2 separate regions of the Homo sapiens genome follow, and region 2 is linked to region 1. A link is an interaction called in ENCODE POLR2A ChIA-PET data of the cell type or tissue named here. Cell type or tissue: MCF 10A. All regions are shown on one strand. Each heading gives the region's core, and the rest is flanking DNA. Links, peaks and the distances in the headings are about the cores only. Region 1 overlaps LOC105376626 (a long non-coding RNA gene). Region 2 overlaps CD44 (CD44 molecule (IN blood group)).

What was found. ChIA-PET counts read pairs that join two places held together with the same protein. Peaks named below come from ENCODE experiments on the same cell type or tissue, not always from the same donor. Only the 100,000 strongest peaks of a DNase experiment are listed, where the experiment ranks them.
Region 2: POLR2A ChIA-PET joins it to region 1 with 7 read pairs; 12 of 35 experiments call an interaction of 5 or more read pairs at or near these places.

The regions. Positions count from the first base shown.
Region 1 is chr11:35,027,471-35,035,315 of GRCh38, reverse strand. LOC105376626 (a long non-coding RNA gene) reads left to right here. Exons shown (of 4, transcript XR_001748180.2): 3 at 5,051-5,147. Among named protein-coding and RNA genes, the nearest start is that of MIR1343, 90 kb to the right of the region's middle. RefSeq lists enhancers at 5,022-5,141, 4,104-5,303. In MCF 10A, for the core only: no CTCF peak of the experiment used is centred there; DNase peaks (open chromatin) are centred at 4,465 and 5,195.
Region 2 is chr11:35,175,119-35,182,963 of GRCh38, reverse strand. CD44 (CD44 molecule (IN blood group)) reads right to left here. Exons shown (of 18, transcript NM_000610.4): 2 at 6,224-6,389; 3 at 2,557-2,690. Among named protein-coding and RNA genes, the nearest start is that of SNORD164, 16 kb to the right of the region's middle. In MCF 10A, for the core only: no CTCF peak of the experiment used is centred there; a DNase peak (open chromatin) is centred at 3,953.

The DNA.
Region 1 (7,845 bases), core at 3,366-5,865:
TGAAAGAACTCCCATATGGGTTAAGCAAAAAGGAAGATACTATAAGATGAGACTGAGTTTGGCAGAGGCCAGATCACACAAAGCCTTTGTAAAAATCGGTATTTTCCCTACATTTTTAATAAATCTGATAGGAAAGTATTAAGGCATTTTAGATAGATAGAGGAATAACATAATCTTATTTCCATTTGCTGCTTGCTTTGTGGACAATTAAAAAAAAGAAATAAAAGTGGAAGCAAGAGGACAGGTAAGAGATTAGTGTAGTTCAGGCAAAAGTTAATGACGTCTCAGACTAGGTTAGTTATTCTCAGTTCCTAGGGGACACTTGGCAATGTCTGGAGATGTTTTGATGATCACAGATGCTACCAACATCAGCTAGGTAGAGGCCAGGGATACTGCTAAATATCCTAAAATACACACACCAAATAACTATCCAGCCCAAAGTGTCAACAGTGCCAAGGTCAAAAAACTCTGGACTCAGCGATGGCAGGAGAAATGGAAAGAAGCAATTGAATTCAAGATACACTGCGAGGCTGAAAGGACCAGGAATTCTGAATAGATTACATGCGAAAGTAAAGGAAACAAAGAACCTGAAGATGGCTTTCAGATTTCTGTCTAAAGTAACATCTCATAAGATTATATTGGAAGGATATATAAAACAATTTCTGTCTAGTAGATAGATTTTAGTTCTCAATCTACTGCTTATCAATTGTAGGTTGCAAGATACAAAACTATGTATTTATACCTCCATTTTCCCATCTATAAAATGGGGATGACAATGAATCTACTTCAAAGTATGTGATAAGTATCTATTATCCAATCACGTAAAGTGCTTCAAATAGGCCTGGAATGTAGCATATCACTTACTTTTGTTGTTCTTTACTATTGTTATTATTAGAGTGAGGATGTCATTACAGCTATCAAGGTTGGATACATGAATTTGAGAGTGGTCAGATGGCATTTAAATCTTTGAGATGAGTGTATAGACAGAGGAGACAAATTGTCCGGCACTGAACCTTGGGTACTCTACTGTTAGGATACTGAGGTAATGAGAAGAAACAGCCTAGGGGACTGAGCAGGATTAGACAGTTAGGTGAGAGAAAAGTCAACAGAAGAAAGCATTTTGAGGAAGGTTGAGTAAGAAGAGTATCTCTTGAATTTCCAGGTCCTGGGTAACTCCAACAAAAGCAATTTCAGTTAAGAAGTGGAGATGGAAGTCAGTCTGAAATGAGTTGAGGATTAAATGGGAGAAAACATGGAAACAGAATATGTGGGAGCTTTTTATGAATTTTGGCTAAGAAGAGTAGAACAGGTGGAGGACTGTTCAGTTAATAAGGGATGAAACTTTTTGTTTTGCTTTTTAGAGAAATACCATTACATAATATTTACATTCTGATGAGAATATTGTAGTAGAAAGGAAACATTTATAGCTATCAGAGGGAAAGAAGGCGGTAAGACATCAAAGTCTTTGAGAGGACAGGAGGAGATAAGAGAGGCTAGCCTCTGGTGGGAAGAGGAGCACTTTGTGCTTTGCAACAGGAGGCAAGTAGCAGATCAGTGCCACATAGAGAGGTTTGTTGTTTTTGTATTAGGGAAATGGAGGTGATACATGTCTGGCCACTTTTATTTTCTTAGTGAGGTTTGGGGAAAAGTGCCCCCAGAGGTAAGTGGAAGAAAGCAGGATGTGTTTTGGGTACAAATAGTCACCTTGAAACTGGAAAGGCTAGATTTCTAGAGAAAAATGGTAGGATTGTTAGACATCTTTTGAGACTGATGATCATGAATGCTATGTGAAACCAATGAACTTCATTCTTTGGTTTTCTCTTGCAATGTCCAATTGTTCAGAAGGTAGAGAAGAAATAATTCTCCTCTCATTCTCTTTGACAATGGAATTTGGCCTTGAGAGGAAGACAGATGTTTAAGTCCTCAGAGAATGAGGTGTGACCAGCAGACTGAGGATTGAGGGCAGAAAGGAAAGAGGGTACCGGTAGCAAGGAAGTATACATTCTGAAGGGGCAGGAGGGACGCGGAATGAGATCTGGCACCTCCTCCACTTCCTGAACCTGAAGTATGTGAGGTGTGAGCAAATAAAGAGCCTCTAATCATGAGACTTGGAAGTCAAGTGGCGGACCCAGGCGCTGCCAGGTCCTCATTAGGGCAATGAGATGGAGTTCAGAGAAGAGGTCATGCCATCTTCAATCCCCATTGGTGCAAGGCAAAGTCTGTTCCACTATACAAGGTCAAGCCTGCGTGGTTAGAGCTTCTCTTATTCCCACTCCTCCATTCCCTAATTTTAGTGCAGGGGGAGGATTTTCAAAAATTTTCAGACTAAAAACAACGATTGAGCAAGCTAATTAAGTGGTATGAGTGGTTTCAACAAAACCCCACACTTAGCGGCCAACATGGATTAAGGTGGAGGCTGCTTTTAGGTAATCCACATTGTTTTTCAAGCATCCCCTCCAGCAGTCAGGCTCAAAACACATGTTAAAGTTTTGTTTTAAGTACTCTTGGTTCAAAACACCTTTATAGACATTATCAGAAAAAGAGAAGTTGTCCAACTAACCCCAAGTTTGCTATGCCCTTTTAAATCTGATCCTCATCCTTACATATCGCAGATACTCCAAAGCTTTTCATAGCAAGTGTCCAAGACCAGGGATAGCACTGTCATAATAGTTAACATATGTTGAGTGACGACTGTGTCCCAGGCATTGTTCTAGGCAACGTTCCTATATAATTCTATTTAATGTTCAGAAAACCTTTATGAGTTTTTACCCATTTTTCAAGCTGGGAAAATGAGACAATGAAGAGTCAAGTGACTTGTCCAATGTCACCAGCTATAAGGGGCAGCGATAAGACCATCTGCAGTTTGCACTTGTAAGCATTTGGCTATACTGCTGTAGACTGCAAATATGCAGCACTCATACATTTACTCTCCTTTCCTCATCCAGAGCAGACACCACTGGCCATTTACACAACAATCCTACCAAGCTTAATCACTAATCCATTGATCTGTGAATTCCTACAAGTTGATGAGTGTGAGCACTAGAATGGAAATCTCTTTGCAGTTCCCTAGACCCTCCTTCTTTGCTTTCTGTTCTGCCTCAAACCTTGTCTCTGCTCTACTCCAAAGACTGATTCTACTCTCACTCTGGGCCTCCACACTTGATGTCCTGGTCTCTTCCCAAGTTTGACTCAGGCTAAGATTTAGCCCCAGGCCCCTCTTGCCCTTTTCCTGGTTCACTCGTCATCACATGCCTATCATGAGCTGGCTCTGTGATTCAGTCAGTGTTGATTTGTATCTGAGATGCAGAGATAATGTAGTAGCAATAGGCAGGACAGAAAAGCAAGCCTCCATAACAAACTCATTTGAAGAATCCTAAGCTTTGCACCATCAATACAAATTTCTGTGTGAAAACCATAAAGACAGAACTAACTTTACATGTTGAATCCATCGAGTCAAGTAAACTTTTAAAAGAAAATTTTAAAAAGAAAGAAAAAGAACTTTAGATGTGGTGTCAAATTCAAAAGATCTTATAGTTGGAGATATACCACTGAATGATTCTGTCAACGTCCTTTAAAATGGCAAAAAAAAAAAAAAAAGCCACCTCAATTTTAATCAACTGAATCATGAACACAAGGAAATTTTTTAATTTTGGAGGAATACTTACTATTTGTTGGGCATCAAAGATGCTAGATGGAGGGTTGAAAAGCTATAGGTTCTAACTAGCTGTGCAATACTGGAAAATCACAGTCTTTCTGAGCTATAGTTGGTCTGTGAAATGTAGTGGTTAAATTTAGGGCCTCTCAGTCCTCTTGCAGTCCCAAAGTTCTGGGTCAATGCAGTTTTTATTTCAGAAGCTCTTGTCCTTATCTGCTTTGTCTTCGAGGAGTCACTAGAGGTGCCCCAAATGGACTTGCAAGGGTCCTGTTCATTTCCACAGGTGGGAACCACGTAGAATCCTATGTTACTTTCCTTCTCTGCTCTGCCCACTATTTTGCCCACTGCTGTTCCCTGTGGGGTGCCTGGAGAGCTGGTTTTGTGGGGTCTAAAGTCTATTACCCATCATTACCACCACAGCCATTGGGCATTATGGGACATTAACATCCTCAGGATGCCAAAGCTCTTTTAGGGATTGTACGCTGTAGTGTTGGAACCTGAAGCAGGGTTGCCAAGCTCTGCCAAAGACCATTTGCTCAGAGGCACATTTGAGATGCTGTGACAACTTTCAGGGGCACCACTGAAATTCTTGATGACTTGTCAGTCTCTTCTCTATTTCCGCCCAGAACACCACGGGCTGCCTAAACACCCAAGTCCCACAAAATATAGGACTGGTCTAATGTGTCCCTGGAAACTATTGAGACAAACCCATTATCTGAGAAGCCAGGACGAGTTATAATTAGAAGCCTGATGAGTCAGAGCTCATGGGCACTAGCTCAGAAGCCCTCACTCATAAGATGACACATCAGCTTGACGTCCGCTGGAGCTCATCCTGGGCGTCAGAATTCAGCCTCGTACAAGGATGGAAGGAATCGGCTGGAGAGGTGGGAGAGTCGCTGAGCACAAGGACAGGCCTGCTGGGCCCAGCCTCTCGCCAGGAACACAGAGCATCTCACACAGGAAGCCCAGGCAAACTGATACAAAATTTCACTAGAAAAAAAAAAATTCCTTTTACCACACACAATTTCTCTTTAATTTTTCTTAAGGTGCTGCAGTTGCTAATTTAAGCCTTTCACATAATTTCCCAATATTGACTTAAATTTATGATCTTTACCACACATCCTCCCCAGCCTGGTGGATTCAGAAAGAGTAAGGGGGTTAAAATCCTATCTCCATTACCTACTGGCTTTGTGACTATGATAAATCCTGTCAAATTTTCCAAACCTTAGTCCCCTTATTTATAAAATGGGTTTTTTATGAGGATGAAAAAATAATAATACATGCAAAGCACCTGGCATACGATCTGCACAATTCATGATCAATAAATGTCAGTTTCCTTCCTTCCTGGTAGAAGTCATCAGATGGTACTAACTCTAGGTTTTCTGTCTGACACAGAACACACCCTTCAAAGTGCTAATGCTGTTCCAGCTCAGCAGACACCTCGTCTCGGGAAAGCCATTAGAAACCCCCAAAATACTACATTTTTCTCCTGGTAAGTAGCTCACTTCCCACAACCACTTTGCATAAAGTGAGCTCAACAAATGAGTCACGCTGCTTGCAGAAGCAAATTCGGGAACCACACCCAAAACAGAGGCATCTTGACTTTTCCCAAGAAGCTGTCATTATCACCAGAAAGAGGGTTTGGGGGACCTATAGTTAGAAAACCTCAAACTCCCAAGCTACCTCTGAATTCATGTGCAAACCTAAGAGCTCATTTTTTTTTCAAGGATTTTTTTTTTTATCCACAGCATTCAGTGACAGCTGAGAGTCACTGGCCATTTATGATTATTTACTTTTTGAAAACTTCTATCATAGCATTTAAATTATAATTATGATTTTCAAGAAAAATTTCAAGAATTTATTCATTGCATAAAAATAGACACAATTTCATTTAGACCAACCCTTTCTGACCTGCAGGCTGCAGGATAAAGTAGACAGTGCATGGGATTATAGTCAGAAGACCAGGATCCAAGTGATGGTTTTGCCACTTACTGAATGATTTAGGGCAAGCTTCTGAGACTCAGAGGTTTATCCATAAAGTGGAAAGAACTATATATATTGTATGATTCAGAAATAATGAAATATATGAAAGTACATGGAAAACTTAATGCAATACAAAACGTTAGATTTTTTTAAAAAGTAATCTTTAATCCTTTATATTTACCCAATAGTCCTGGTACTAATTTTTTTGAATTAATTTTGTTGGCTCATTTCTGCATCCTTCTAAATTAATGTATATATTTTAAAGCTATTGGCTTTCAAAATGAATGGAAAACTCTGCATTCATGATTGATTGGCTAGAATAAAGACTGTTAAATAGTTTTGAATGATTATATGTCTAAAAATTTTGTTTTCCAATGTGAGATACCTTGTTTGCCAAAATGTCCACATTGTTCCCTTCTCAGTACAGAGCTCTTTTTAATGCTACTGTGCAACTCTTCCCCATTCTTTGAATCTGGGCTGGTTTGTGACCTGCTTAGGCCACTATAATGGCACAAAATTGACGCTGTGACAGTTCTGAGTCTTGGCATCAAGGGGCTGTGCACTTCCAATCTTACTCTCAGAATCTTGCCAATGCCACATGGATGAGTCTGGGCTAGCTTCTGGTTGATGAGAAACATATAACCTCATTACCAGAGACTTTAAACCCACTCAATAAATAGCTAATAGCCATACATGTGAGTGAGGCCATCTCAGATCAGGCAGCACCAGGTTGACCTATCAGCTGAGCACAAACACATGACTGAGCCCAGCCAAGATCAACTGGGTCAGACCCTAAGAATCAGCACCATCCCCTCATTTGTGAGTAATGATTGTTTAAGCTACTATATATTTTTTTTTAACACAGCAACAGATTGACTGATATACAAGGTTTCTATATCATTAAAAAATGAACTCCTCATAACATGCCAGACTAAGGTAACAGAAATGGGGTCCCTCCCTTTATAAACCTAAAGAAATGCTGGCTGAAATACATGGCCAAGTTCAAGAGACATAAAGGAAATCTCCAACGGCAAAATAAAGAGAACTCAAACATACTATATGGCAGTAAGCAAAAGCGGATATTGTCGCCTGTGGGCACATAACTTTGCACATGGTTATAGGCATTAGTGACTGGGGGACAAAGTTTTTTTTATTGTTATTATACTTTAAGTTCTGGGTTACATGTGCAGAACGTGCAGTTTTGTTACATAGGTATACACGTGCCATGGTGGTTTGCTGCACTCATCAACCCATCACCTACGTTAGGTATTTCTCCTAATGTTAAACCTCCCCTACCCCCCCACGCCCCACAGGCCCCTGTATGTGATGTCCCCCTCCCTGTGTCCATGTGTTCTCATTGTTCAACTCCCACTTATGAGTGAGAACACGCAGTGTTTGGTTTTCTGATCTTGTGATAATTTGCTGAGAATGATGGTTTCCAGCTGCATCCATGTCCTTGCAAAGGACATGAACTCACCCTTTTTTATGGCTGCATAGTATTCCATGGTGCATATGTGCCACATTTTCTTAATCCAGTCTATTATTGATGGACATTTAGGTTGGTTCCAAGTCTTTGCTATTGTGAATAGTGCCACAATGAACGTACGTGTGCATGTGTCTTTACAGTAGCATGATTTATAACCCTTTGGGTATATGCCCAGTAATGGAAGTGCTGGGTCAAATGGTATTTCTAGTTCTAGATCCATGAGGTATCGCCACTCTGTCTTCCACAATGGCTGAACTAATTTACACTCCCACCAACAGTGTAAAAGCATTCCTATTTTTCCACAACCTCTCCAGCATCTGCTGTTGCCTGACTTTTTAATGATCGCCATTCTAACTGGTGTGAGATTGTATGTCATTGTGGTTTTGATTTGCATTTCTCTAATGACTATTGAGGATGAGCATTTTTTCATATGCCTGTTGGCTGCATAAATGTCTTCTTTTGAGAAGTGTCTGTTCATATCCTTTGCCCATTTTTTGATGGGGTTGTTTGCGTTTTTCTTGTAACTTTGTTTTTAGTTCTTTGTAGATTCTGGATATTAGACCTTTGTCAGATGGATAGATTGCAAAAATTTTCTCCCACTCTGTAGGTTGCCTGTTCACTCTGATGATAGTTTCTTTTGCTGTGCAGAAGCTCTTTAGTTTAATCATTTATCAATTTTGGCTTTTGTTGCCATTGCTTTCAGTGTTTTAGACATAAAGTC
Region 2 (7,845 bases), core at 2,512-5,011, 150 kb before region 1:
TCAGTCGCAGCCTGCCTAGATGGCTTCGATGCCAGGCAATAAAACAGTGTGAGCTTCTATCTGAGTTGAGGTTCCTTTTAGCAAGTGAAACCAACTTGCAAAACAGGTAAGACAATGTGGGTATGCAACTACATAATTTATTGCATACATTCACTCAGCAAGACTCAATGGGAGATGCAATAAGCAGTGCCCAGAGACTCAGGAGTGTATAGCCTCATGCCAGCCCTTTCCCAATGAGTCAACCTCTTCATCTAAAGCACAAGCTTTTCCCAATGTCTCCCTCTGACCTGTTGCACTGAGATGGAGCTAGCTAGACCACATGTTGCTCTATGTCTATTTCTTACTTTTTTATATGTGGTTTTCTCATTATAATATCATTAGAACGACATGCTAGACATGGGTATGGGAACTGAGTATGTATGAGTCGTGTACTACTTAGTGTTAATTGGACTCCCTTCCCTTTAGTCAAACTCCATTTGTGTTCTTCACTCATATAACAGGGAGGAGTAAACATTCTACAGTTTTCTGTTCCTGTTTCGTATGTCTCTCGATAGATTCAGTGACCTGTAAATTTTTGTCAAAATCTACTGGCTTCACGCACTCCATTTCAACTAGCCAGCCCTGATACTTTGTCCTAAACTCTAGATTTCTTCTCTGAATTTCCACTCTGATCCCTACTGTTCACACAACAAAGGGTAGGTGGTGTAGACTAAAGCCACTGATGTAATCTCACAATTAATTTTAATTTTTGGGTTTTTTTTAGTAGTGAGTAGAAGAAAGATCTCATAATTAAGTTGATGTCCTTTTTATAGTTTAAAAATCCATGCAGCTTTTTATATTTTACTACCATATATATGGTATATGTATATTTATATTTGATGTATATGGTATATATATCTGTGATATCTTGATTTTATATATATAAATGTGTATATATTTATATATACATATATACATATATATAAATATAAATTTATATATAATATATAATATTTATATATATAAAATTTATATATATTATATATAATTTATATATAATATAATATATAATATATATTATATATTATATTATATATAGAATTATATATAATATATATATATAAATTTATATATAAATATAATTTTTATATATTTATAATATATATTTAAATATATAAATATAATTTATATATAAATTTATATAAATAAATATAAATATATAAATATAAATTTATATAAATGAATATAAATATATAAATATAAATAAATATTTATAAATATATATAAATAAATATATATATAAATATATATATATGTATATGTATATATCTGTGTTTGTCTCAGGCTGATAATGTCTTAAGTCCCTTTCCAGCTAATTTAACATCCCCTTCACATCTTTAGGGAAAACTGACACTCCAGCAAGATGTACCAAGTTTACCTCAAGGCTTCATCTTTCCCTTCACCCAACTTCAAACCTTCCATGGGAACAGAAGGCCCAGTTTAAGAGGTAAGACTTTTGATAGTTGGCATCGAGATATTTGACATTTATATTTTGATCCTTCTCAAAAAATTCTGAAAATTCATGATGCATAGAATTCTTTAATTTTGCTAGGACTTGAATAAGGCTCATAAGCCTGATTTTCTAGGTTAATGGTTGGGAGAAAGTCACAAAGACATAGAGAAAGGCTGGCCTGTGTCCTAGCATCTACATCTTAACTTAGGTTTCTTCTTCTCTGGTTCTTTCAACTGTTGGGTAAGGGATATTTAAGAAGGTCAAAGGCATACCATATACTCTCCAAGGCTTTTTTCCAGCCCTCTCATATAATAAATACCTCTCAGCTAAGACATTTGACTTACACCCCAAAGCTATCATTAGATTCATGTCACTCCCTTATTCAAAACCTGTAATGACTTCCCATCACACTGAGAATGAATCACCCCGTTAGCTGGCCCTTGCTTAGCTCTCTGACTTTATTCCTTGGCATTCTCCCTTCTGAGCACTGATATTCTCAGAACAGTCCAGGAGGCACTTTCCCTGACCACCTTCTCAGAAAATAAAAGCATCCCTAGCACTCATTAGCCTCGTATTTTGCTTTCTTTTTTATAGCACTTTTATCACTTTCAGACTTCATATAGGGCAAGCTTGTCCAACCTGCGGCTCACAGGCCTTGTGTGGTCCAGGATGACTTTGAATGTGGTCCAACACAAACCCGTAAACTTTCTTAAAACATTATGAGATTTTTTTTGTGTGATTTTTGTTTGTGTTTTAGCTTATCAGCTACTCTTAGTTTTAGTGTAATTTATGTGGGGCCCAAGACAATTCTTCTCCCAATGTGACCTAGGGAAGCCAAAAGATTGGACAGTCCTGAATGGTATTTAATATTTATTTGTTTATTGTTTGCCTCCCCAATTTAGCATGTAAGCTCCATGGAGACAGGAATGTTGGCTCTGCTGTACAGATATTCAGTGAGCATTTGTTATGTAAATGGAGGCTACATGAATCCCCACTTAAGCTGAGCTCCAAAGACCAGGCTCCCACAGCCTTTCACGCCAACAGACACCCCCCTGAGAACCAACCTGAAGCATTGAAGCAATATGTGTCATACTGGGAGGTGTTGGATGTGAGGATGTACACCCCTGTGTTGTTTGCTGCACAGATGGAGTTGGGGTGGATCCGGGGAATCACCACGTGCCCTTCTATGAACCCATACCTGTAAGAGAAAAACAACAGGATATTGACCTAAATGGCTAAGATGGGAATTTCATAATATCCCATTCAATGACATTTAATGCCGTGCAACACTTCATTCAGTTCACCCCTAGGGATATCGGAGGTTTCAACAACCGAGTTATTTGAAATCCAAAAATAACAGCATAGAGAGGGAAAGAGATCAACAAGACTGATAGAAACAAAGTGATTTTATTTAGAGACCTATAAAGAGCTTTAAAAAAAAATCATGAAAGGAATAATTAGTTTCAGTTAAAATTTGTGTTCAGCAGTGTTGAGTCTATTTGAACAAACAGAAGGAAGCCTGAGTCACAGAAGAGAGAAGTTTTGATGTAAGATTCATGCTGGCTCTGGAATACCTTCATGTTTTCCAGAAAATACACAAAATGGCCAGCTTCCATAGATAGGAAGGGGTGCTTCTTTATTTCAGTGCACACATTCCAGACCTGCCTCATGTCCCATTCCCCCACTTCTTTCTCAGCCACAACTTTTCCTGTGAGTCCCCTTACTCCATACTCCATTGCCCTAAACATGAAGCCTTGTTTATATGCCAAGTACACAGCACAGCACACTGCCTCCTGAGCATTGCAGGCATAATTCTATTGCCAGTGGGAATAAATTAACCATCATTACAATGGGAGTCATAGCAATTAAGTAAGCAGATAGCAACGGCTCATGTAGCTCAGGAACTTTCCAGAAGTAGCACAGCCAGAGAAATGCATAGCCCCTCTCTCCCCACCAAGGTATCTCTGGGAGTGTGTTACAGCTGGATACGACATACAGATACAACATACACAGCCCAGCCTCTTCTAGCAGCATCCTGGTGGCTAAAAACTTGCTTATTTTTTAATTGTGCTAAAAACACAATTTTTTTTGAATATAAAATGCCTCAAAAAATGAGATGTGGGCTGAGAAAATGCCATGTGCAAGGGAAGCTGTGGTGCAGCAGGAGGGCAGAGAGGAGGAAGCTAAATCCAGCAGGTTTTTCAAAATGCAATTCTGGCTAAAATGCACATTGATGCTTTTCATCTTTCCTGCCAGGGGCAACAGCATGGAGTGCATCACCCTGCACGACCCATGGAAATGTCTGTGAGTCTGAAGTTTCCAAGCACACAGAACTCCTACCTATGTGGCAATTGTAGCTCGCATGACTAATTTCTCATCTGAACAGACAAACTGGTTTCCCCAAAGCCTCCTTAGCTTGGCAGGGGGTGTGGGCACAATTAAATGGTAATAAGTTTTCATATATCTAAGAGTTGCTACCAATCAGGGTGGGGCAGACAAAAGAGAGTAGCTGCTAAGGTTTTATCCTAACCCATGAGACTCTGCCATCTGTCCTGTGGCAGAAAGCTGATTCATAGCTACCTGAGAGAAATTATGGAAATGAGTTTTGCAATACTTAATACCAGTTATGGGTGAAATGATAGATTTCTTTGGCACAGTTTTTCTAAATAATACTTCTTGGTGAACCTACCCACCAACTCACCCCCATCACATCATGTCATCAAGTATGGATAACACCAACATTCTAGAATCTATTGCATTCTCTTTGTAAGCTATTACTGAGTTTTTGCCACCTCATGTTGCCTACCGGTTTTATGGGTCATGCTAACTGTAAATTGGGGATATTAAAGTTTATATGTGTGTATGTGGCATGAGTAAGTTACTGTTCACAAGGAGGAAAGAATATTCAGCAAATCCAGGAAGCATACTTTCCTCCCCTTTTAAGCCCCTGAGGAGGACTTGGTCATTAAAATCCTGTCCTGGGCTGAGGCTAAGCAGAACCAGAATCCTAACTCCTCCATAGGCAGGCTGTGTGTGCAAATTCGCTAAGCCTCGGCTGCTTCATCCATAAAATGAGGTGATAATATTGACCAATACTGCAGTTTGAGGATTAAGTGAGGGGTTTGGCCAGGTGGGCAGTAGGGCTCCCAGCATCTAAGTGCTTGATGATTGGCCAGTGGCAGTTGTAAGAACTCCCCTGGTCCTCAGCACATGGCAGCATATCTATATTTTGCAAGTATGCCTTGTTTGTATTTCACAATCAAAGTTCAGCTTACTAAATTCACTTTCTTAGGCCAGTGGCCTAGTCAGGGCCATAATTAAACAATTAGCCTTGGGAATAGAATAATGGATTTGCTAAATGGCCTTTTTTCATTGCATCCTACAGTGCAAGTTCAGTAGCCACCAGAGCTTTCTCCCTCTCTCTGCTCCTTTCATATTCCCCCAGACCTAGCTCTGAACACATACAGATGTCTATGTACATCTGCTCTTTATTTTAGAGCAGTGCTCCTCAATAGAACTTTCTGCAATGATGGAAATGTTCTCTAACCTGGGTCATCCAGTACAGTAGCCACTGGCCATCGGTGACTAACCGAGCACTTAAAATGTAGTTAGTGCTAGTGAAGAACTAAAGTTTTAATTTTAGTATTTTAATTAGTTTAAGTGTAAGTCACCACATGTGGTTAGTGGCTACCATATCAGACAGGGCAATTTTAGGCAAAAGACTTTCCTTTTCCCTTTCAGCAAGAGTCTCAGCCATCACTCATAATGTGGGTGCATGACTGTACCCAGTGTTGGAGGATAGAAGCACTTAACTTACACTTCATGGTTTCCGTAGAGTTCTGCAGCTTGACTTTTCAAAAGCAGTCTGTGTGCATGTGAGTGTGTGTTGCAGAGAAAGGGGAATCATATTACCTAAAGACACTGCAAAAGCACAGCTACAGGCTGGGGTAGAAACTTCAGAGCAGTTGCAGAGGTTACTCAGTCCTCTTCTAGTGAAAACAAATCGAACCACAACAATTCACTGTGATTGCCACCGTGGCTTGCTCTTCTTGTGCACCGCTTACCGCAAGGCCATTGGAAATTCAAAAAATAAAGTCCTTGCTTGTTGTGATTATCTTGCTTGGAGCCATAGTTTGAGGAAGGCTCTATGCAGCTCTAGAATAACTGGTAGGAGCCCTCTCAGGGCTCCCAAAAATAATATATCTTAATATAATATAGCTTAATAACTTTCATGCCTTTTTATTTACTTTTTCAAACCAGAGAAACATAGAAGAGAAACCAAAAAAAATTTTTTTTAAGAGAGAGTAAGAGAGAGTAGTTTGAAAAGTCTGCTTTGATCCAAGTCTGCAGGGCCAAGACTCTAACAGCCACATATTTATTTCAAACACTGTTATTTGGTTTATGTTTTCTTGTGGTTCTGACAATGATACTGCAGCTTCTTCAAAGCCAGGAGAGCTCTGTGGAAGCAGGTTAGACAAGAGGATTCCAGCCGAGAGGACCCCTAATGGCTTCCTCTGGGTTCCCGCTCTATGATTCACAAAGGTGTCTTTAGCTGACTTTAAACTCCAGTTGTCATACAGGTTGCAGATTGACTTGGCCAAATTAATACGTGGGGTTGACTCCTTAGGCAATAATCCATTCAGCTGTGGGAAAGGAGCCTTCCAGTTCTAAGCCCAGCTGCCTGGTCCCAGGCCGCCAGCTTTCCCCAGTGGTCGGGTGCTGGTCTCTTACCTGCAGGTCTCAAATCCGATGCTCAGAGCTTTCTCCATCTGGGCCATTGTGGGCAAGGTGCTATTGAAAGCCTTGCAGAGGTCAGCGGCCTCCGTCCGAGAGATGCTGTAGCGACCATTTTTCTCCACGTGGAATACACCTGCAAAGCGGCAGGTTATATTCAAATCTATGGGAAGAAATAGAAATGTTAGATTCTTTTGCATAAATAATTTGGAGACAGTAATAAGTTCAGTTTAGGACAGACTCCTTAAAAAGTCAAATAAGGCCGGGCGCGGTGGCTCATGCCTACAATCCCAGCACTTTGGGAGGCCGAGGTGGGTGGATCACCTGAGGTCAGGAGCTCAAGACCAGCCTGGTTAACATGGCGAAACCCCGTCTCTACTAAAAATACAAAAATTAGGCCGGGCGCGGTGGCTCAAGCCTGTAATCCCAGCACTTTGGGAGGCCGAGGCGGGCGGATCACAAGGTCAGGAGATCGAGACCATCCTGGCTAACACGGTGAAACCCCGTCTCTACTAAAAATATAAAAAATTAGCTGGGCGTGGTGGCGGGCGCCTGTAGTCCCAGCTGCTCCGGAGGCTGAGGCAGGAGAATGGCATGAACCTGGGAGGCGGAGCTTACAGTGAGCTGAGATCGCGCCACTGCACTCCAGCCTGGGCGACAGAGCAAGACTCCGTTTCAAAAAAAAAAAAAAAAAAAAATACAAAAATTAGTCAGGTGTGGTGGCACATGCCTGTAGTCCCAGCTACTTGGGAGGCTGAGGCAGAAGAATCACTTGAACCAGGAGGCAGAGGTTACAGTGAGCCGAGATCATGCCACTACACTCCAGCCTGGGTGACAGAGCGAGACTCTATCTCAAAAAAAAAAAAAAAAAAAGAACAAACAAACAAAAAGCCAAATAAACTTCTCTGCTAGCCAGAGCCTTCAAAATTCACTCCAGCATTCCAAAGCACCATGATATTAAGCTCAAATCTGAGAAAAGACATGGTAAAATAATATCACTCTTACATTCTCTCCATTGATTGCTCTGCAACAAAGTTTTTAAAAAGCAAATGATTTAATTTTGATTATTGATGTCATACAAACTTACAGAAAACTTACAAAACACAGGAAAGCAATGAAGGAAAATAAGTCCACCACTACAAAAACTACAGCAAACACTTTTCTATATCTTCTTCCAGTTTGTTTACTGAATACACACATTCACACGTGCACACATGCACACACGTACTTTATGCATATATACATAAAGTATGTATCTATATACACATACACACATACACACAAATATACATACTCACACATATGCTTGCATAATTGAAATGGTACTGAATATACAGTTCTAGATTTAAGAGTCATTTTTCCACTTAATCTTATGTTATGAGCATTTTTTCACAATCAAGTGATCTCTCCCTGGCTTACAACCTCCAAGAGTTTATGTTCATACCCAGTATAAATGTTCTTATTATGGCTAAAACCAACATAATCTGGCTCCTGGCTCCCTCTCTAACCTCAAAGTAGCTTGCTCTGCTCTAAGCACAAAGCTTGTCTTCAATTCTCTCAGACATTCTGAGCTCCTTCCCATCCTAGAATATTTGTATCTGCCTTCCTCTCTGTCTGGA